Regions from separate parts of the Homo sapiens genome. Here region 2 is linked to region 1. A link is an interaction called in ENCODE POLR2A ChIA-PET data of the cell type or tissue named here. Cell type or tissue: CD4-positive, alpha-beta T cell. All regions are shown on one strand.

What was found. Peaks named below come from ENCODE experiments on the same cell type or tissue, not always from the same donor. Only the 100,000 strongest peaks of a DNase experiment are listed, where the experiment ranks them.
Region 2: POLR2A ChIA-PET joins it to region 1 with 8 read pairs; 18 of 35 experiments call an interaction of 5 or more read pairs at or near these places.

Annotation. Positions count from the first base shown.
Region 1 is chr12:25,376,244-25,378,743 of GRCh38, forward strand. No RefSeq gene overlaps it. Among named protein-coding and RNA genes, the nearest start is that of KRAS, 130 kb to the left of the region's middle. In CD4-positive, alpha-beta T cell, no CTCF peak of the experiment used is centred here; a DNase peak (open chromatin) is centred at 1,378; H3K27ac peaks cover 1,693 bases.
Region 2 is chr12:25,279,867-25,282,366 of GRCh38, forward strand. No RefSeq gene overlaps it. Among named protein-coding and RNA genes, the nearest start is that of KRAS, 30 kb to the left of the region's middle. In CD4-positive, alpha-beta T cell, no CTCF peak of the experiment used is centred here; no DNase peak of the experiment used is centred here; H3K27ac peaks cover 491 bases.

The DNA.
Region 1 (2,500 bases):
TGGTCCAGCTGCCTCCAGGCAGCCATAGCTCCTGGACTCCGGTAATACCACCTGTCCCTTTGGTCCCTCCAGCTTTGGGGTAGTAGCCCTGCTCTGCCTTATTCCTTATAAGTTTCCTGTTTTCTATCCGCCTTTTCAGTTTTTCTAATGTCTTTTCAAACAAGTTCTCCATAATTAACTTTTTACTATTAAACTTGCTGGCATGGGTTCTGTTTTCCTGAGCAGACACTGACTGATAAGAGTTCTCCATATTCAGTTAGTAACCAAGCCTTGTCAATCTGTAGCTCTCTATATTTCTCTTCACCTTTTTTTGCTGCCCTAGTACAGTCCAGCAACTCATACCTAGACTAACTTCTCCATTTCCAATCTTTTGACCTTCAGTCTAATTCCCCTTAAAGACTTACTCCATGCAACCACAAAAAAAAAAAAAAAAAAAAAAAAAGGAAATCATGTCCTTTGCAGCAACACGGATGCAGCTGGTCACCATTATCCTAAATGAATTGACACAGGAACAGAAAACCAAACACTGCATGTTCTCACTTATAAGTGGGAGCTAAACATTGGGTACACATGGACACAAAGATGGGAGCAATAAACATTGGAGATTCCAAAGAGGGAAGGGAGGGAAAGGGGCAAGGATTGAAAAACTACCTATCGGATACTATGTTCACTACTTGGGTGATGGGATAATTAGAAGCCCAAACTTCAGCATCACACAATATACCCATGTAACAAACCTGCACATGTACCATCTGAATCTAAAATAATAATTTTTTAAAAGAGGACTATAACATGAAAAAAAGAAAAATAGTCACCTTATTTTGCCCTTGTCACTATTAACCTCATTGAAAACCCCTCCAGGCTTGGTGTGGTTGCTCACGCCTGTAATCTCAGTACTGTGGGAGGACTAGGCGGGCAAACTGCTTGAGCCCAGGAGTTGGAGACCAGCCTGAGCAACATGGCAAAAACCTGTCTCTACAAAAAATACAAAAATTAGCCAGGCGGGGTGGTGTGCACATGTAGTCCCAGCTAGCTGGGAGGCTGAGATGGGAGGATTGCTTGAGCTTAGGAGAAAGAGGTTGCAGTGAGCTGAGATCACACCACTGCACTCCAGCCTGGGCGACAGAACAAGACTCTGTCTCAAAAAAAAAAACCAAAAAAAGCAAACCCCACAAAACCCCCCCCAAATAACCCTCCCCTTCCCTGCACCCCCTCACCCCCGTAACTCTTTATATCTTACACAAGAGCTAAGCTCCTTAGCATGAAGGACAAGGCTTTTTACAACCCATCTCTACCCTAGCCAGCTTCCTCTCTTGCTTCTCAAGGTTCTAGTAACAGCACATTGCTTACAACACTGGCTCACACACCCACTCACATTATGTGCATACACACAGCGACTCATATAAACATCCTGCTCTTCCTTCTCGCTGGTCTTGTCAGTTTCCTTCTTACCTATCTACTTCTGGCTGACTTTAACTCTCCTTCAAAACGCATCTCAGAAAGAATGTCTTCTCTGGAAAGCTTCTCTGAACACCCACGCTGGGCTGCCTCTGGGCTCATGCATACTTCTATGACTGCAGTTACCATGTTTTATTAAGATACCCTGTTTACAAGTCTTTTTCACTTATGTGGAGTGCCTCAAGAGCTCCAAAAATGCCCTCCTCATTTGTCTATGCTTCCATACTTTCTATCAAGAGATACTGGTGGAAATGAACTGAGCCATATCCCCATGTGCCCTGGCAGCCCAAATTAGAAACCAGTGAGTCATCCTTAATTTCCTTCTCCTTTACCCCCACATCCAATTGTCAATAAGTCCTCACTATTTTACCTCAGAAATTTCTCTGATATCTTGACCCTTTCTCTCTCACTCCATAGCCACTACCCTAATCTTCTAAGTCTGTGTTTTTAAGCTTTCTTCAACCATGACCCACGGTAAGAAATACATTTTGCATTGTGACACAAGAAATGCATTCTGGGCTGGATGTGGTGGCTCACGCCTCTAATTCCAGCACGTTGGGAGGCGAGGCGGGCGGATCACTTGAGGTCAGTAGTCCAAGACCAGCCTGGCCAACATGGCAAAACCCAGTCTCTACTAAAAATACAAAAATTAGACAGGCGTGGTGGCTGGCACCTGTAATCCCAGGTACTTGGGAGGCTGAGGCACGAGAATTGCTTGAACCCGGGAGGCAGAGGTAGTAGTAAGCCGAGATGGCGCCACTGCACTCCCAGCCTGGGCAACAGAGCGAGACAAAAAAGAGAGAAGGGAAGGGAAGGGAAGTGTAGGGTAGGGTAGGAGGGGAGGGGAGGATTCTGTGAAAGCAAAATATCTTAGGCCTCCAAAATCACTATGGAGAACTCAAGCTGGAAACTACTTAGGGCAAACCTGCCTCTCATTCTATTCAAAGTCACCCCTTTGCTCACTGAGATAGATGCATATCTAATTGCCTCCTTTGGGAAGGCTAATCAGAACCTCAAAAGAATGTAACTGTTTGTGTATCAC
Region 2 (2,500 bases), 96 kb before region 1:
ATTCCATGCATATACTACTCTTTGCATGTCAGTGGTATGCTCTCAAACTGCCTGCTTCCACGTGGCCATCTTATGGTGGGGTCTATCCTTTTCACTTTTGCCTTCAGAGAAGAACTGACTCTTTTCCATGAATTCCAGTTAGAAAAGTCCTGGAGAAAAACTCTCATTGGCCCAACCTGCTCATGTGATCTCTCCAGTGGTCATTGGTTTGGGTACTATGCTGTCTGTTCCCCCAGAATCATCTAATTAGACTTCAAGGCAGAGAAGTTTCCTAAAGTAAGTAGTGCTATTCCCAGAAGAAGGGAAGGATTGGGAGACAATTAATAATAGTGGTCTATGAAAATTAAATATCATCAGTTACATAAAAACTGAGCACTTTGGCACCTTTATTTTTTCACTACTCTGCTGTGAGCAGGCAACAAATACCTCTCCTCCCTGCCACAATTTCCTGTTACTAAATTTTACCATGAATATACTGTTTTTTCTTTATCAGGTACAATCTTTTTTAAACAAAAAAGCCTTTTAAATTCTATTTCAAAGGTTTGTTTTAAAAGCTATAGATTATACATTAGTTTAATTTGATATCAGTGTGATTTGCAAATGTTTCAAATGAACAGTGCAGGTGCTGACTAATTTGACGTTAACAAAAGATAATTATAATGGTAAAAGCAACAAACAGAACATTTGAAATCTGGAAGAAGATGAGATTTGAAGAAAATGCTAAGGACATCAAAATTGGTTCTCTATCTACATATTTATAATATTTGATGTAAGAAGATATCACATGTATACCCACTAACATATATCTATATACTTAAATATGTTTTTACAAATACATACATATTTATGTGCTGTATACACATATGTTTACATATGGGTGTACATGCATGTATGTTTACATATATGTGTGTGTGTACACATATAATCCTACAGTGTATTCAGAACAGACAAACAAGGAAGAGATATACTCACTGCTGACACTATATGGTGAAATATTAATGGTCTAAAAAAAACAGAACTCCTCAAATCCTCCTTCTTTCTTCTACATAGAGAACACTGAACTGTCAACTGGAAAATGTAGATCAATCGTTGCTAAAAAGAACCTGAAGCTGGCTGGGCGCAGTGGCTTACGCCTGTAACCCCAATACTTTGGAAAGCCAAGGCAGGGGGATCACTTGAGGTCAGGAGTTTGAGACTAGCCTGGCCAAAATGGCAAAACCCCATCTCTACTAAAAAATACAAAAATTAGCTGGGCGTGGTGGCATGTGCCTGTAAGTCTAGCTATTAGGGTGGCCGAGGCATGAGAATTGCTTGAACCCAGGAGGCGGAGGTTACAGTGAGTTGGGATTGCGTTACTGCGCTCCAGCCTGGGTGCCAGAGCGAGACTCTGTCCAAAAAAAGAAAAAAGAAACCTGAAGCCAAAGACAGATAAGAGAATAATAAGAAAGCATCTAATTGCTTTAATCAATTCAATACTTCTGGCTGAGACAAAGTTACTACATACCTTGCAAATGTGCTTGAAAACTCGATTTCAGTAATCTTTTAGAAATCATGAGGTTTTTCAAGTAGGTTATGCTGCCCAACTGTTATTCCTGAGTCAAACCCAGAAATATTTCCTACTATGGATGTGAATAAACCAGAGTGCTTTCAAAAGGTAAAGCAGTAAATCACCTCATCCATCTAGTAAGAACAAGGGCTGTATGCCTCAGAAGTGAGACCTAGAGAGAGGTTCAGTACAATCCAAGTGCTGGAGTCAGTCCATACAAGTTGCCCAGGGGATAGTCAACATCATCCACATTTCACAGAAGATGGGAAAGGGACCTCAGAACCTGGGGTCATTTATTTGAGCTAGACTTGCCACACCCCTCTTTTAGGAAACCCTTAGAGAGATAACTTTCTTATACATCCCATGAGCCTTTTAGAAAACCATTTTCATGACAGGGAAGCCATAGGACAATCTTTTGTCTCCTAGACAAATCAGTTTCCAATAGAAATATTATGCAGTCCACAAAGGCAAGCTGCATATGTAATTTGAAGTCTAGTGGCCAAATTTTAAAAGGTTAAAAGAAATAAGTACAATTAATTCAATTTTGCTTATTTCTGATATATTAAAATATTATCATCTCAAATGTAACCAATATAAAACATTATTGAGATACATTTTATTTTTTGTTGGTACTAAGTCTTCGAAATTCAGTGTGTGTTTTAAACTTGGTACATCTCAATTCTAACTAGTAACATTTCAAGGGCTCAGTAGCCGCAAATGGCTAGTGGCTACCGTACTGGACAGCATAGCTGGAGTCTAAGGTCACAGATAAGAGGTCCTCAAAATATTGTTTTTCTTTTTCAGGATGACCTGAAGACTTAGCAAGATTGTTCTTGCCCATGTAAAGGGGCAAAGCTGTGATTCCTTATGAAGCCCAGTTTCTGATTTCTCAGCTCCTTTCCATCCCATGTCACATACATGTTCCTTCCTTTTGGTCAACTTCATAATGCTAAA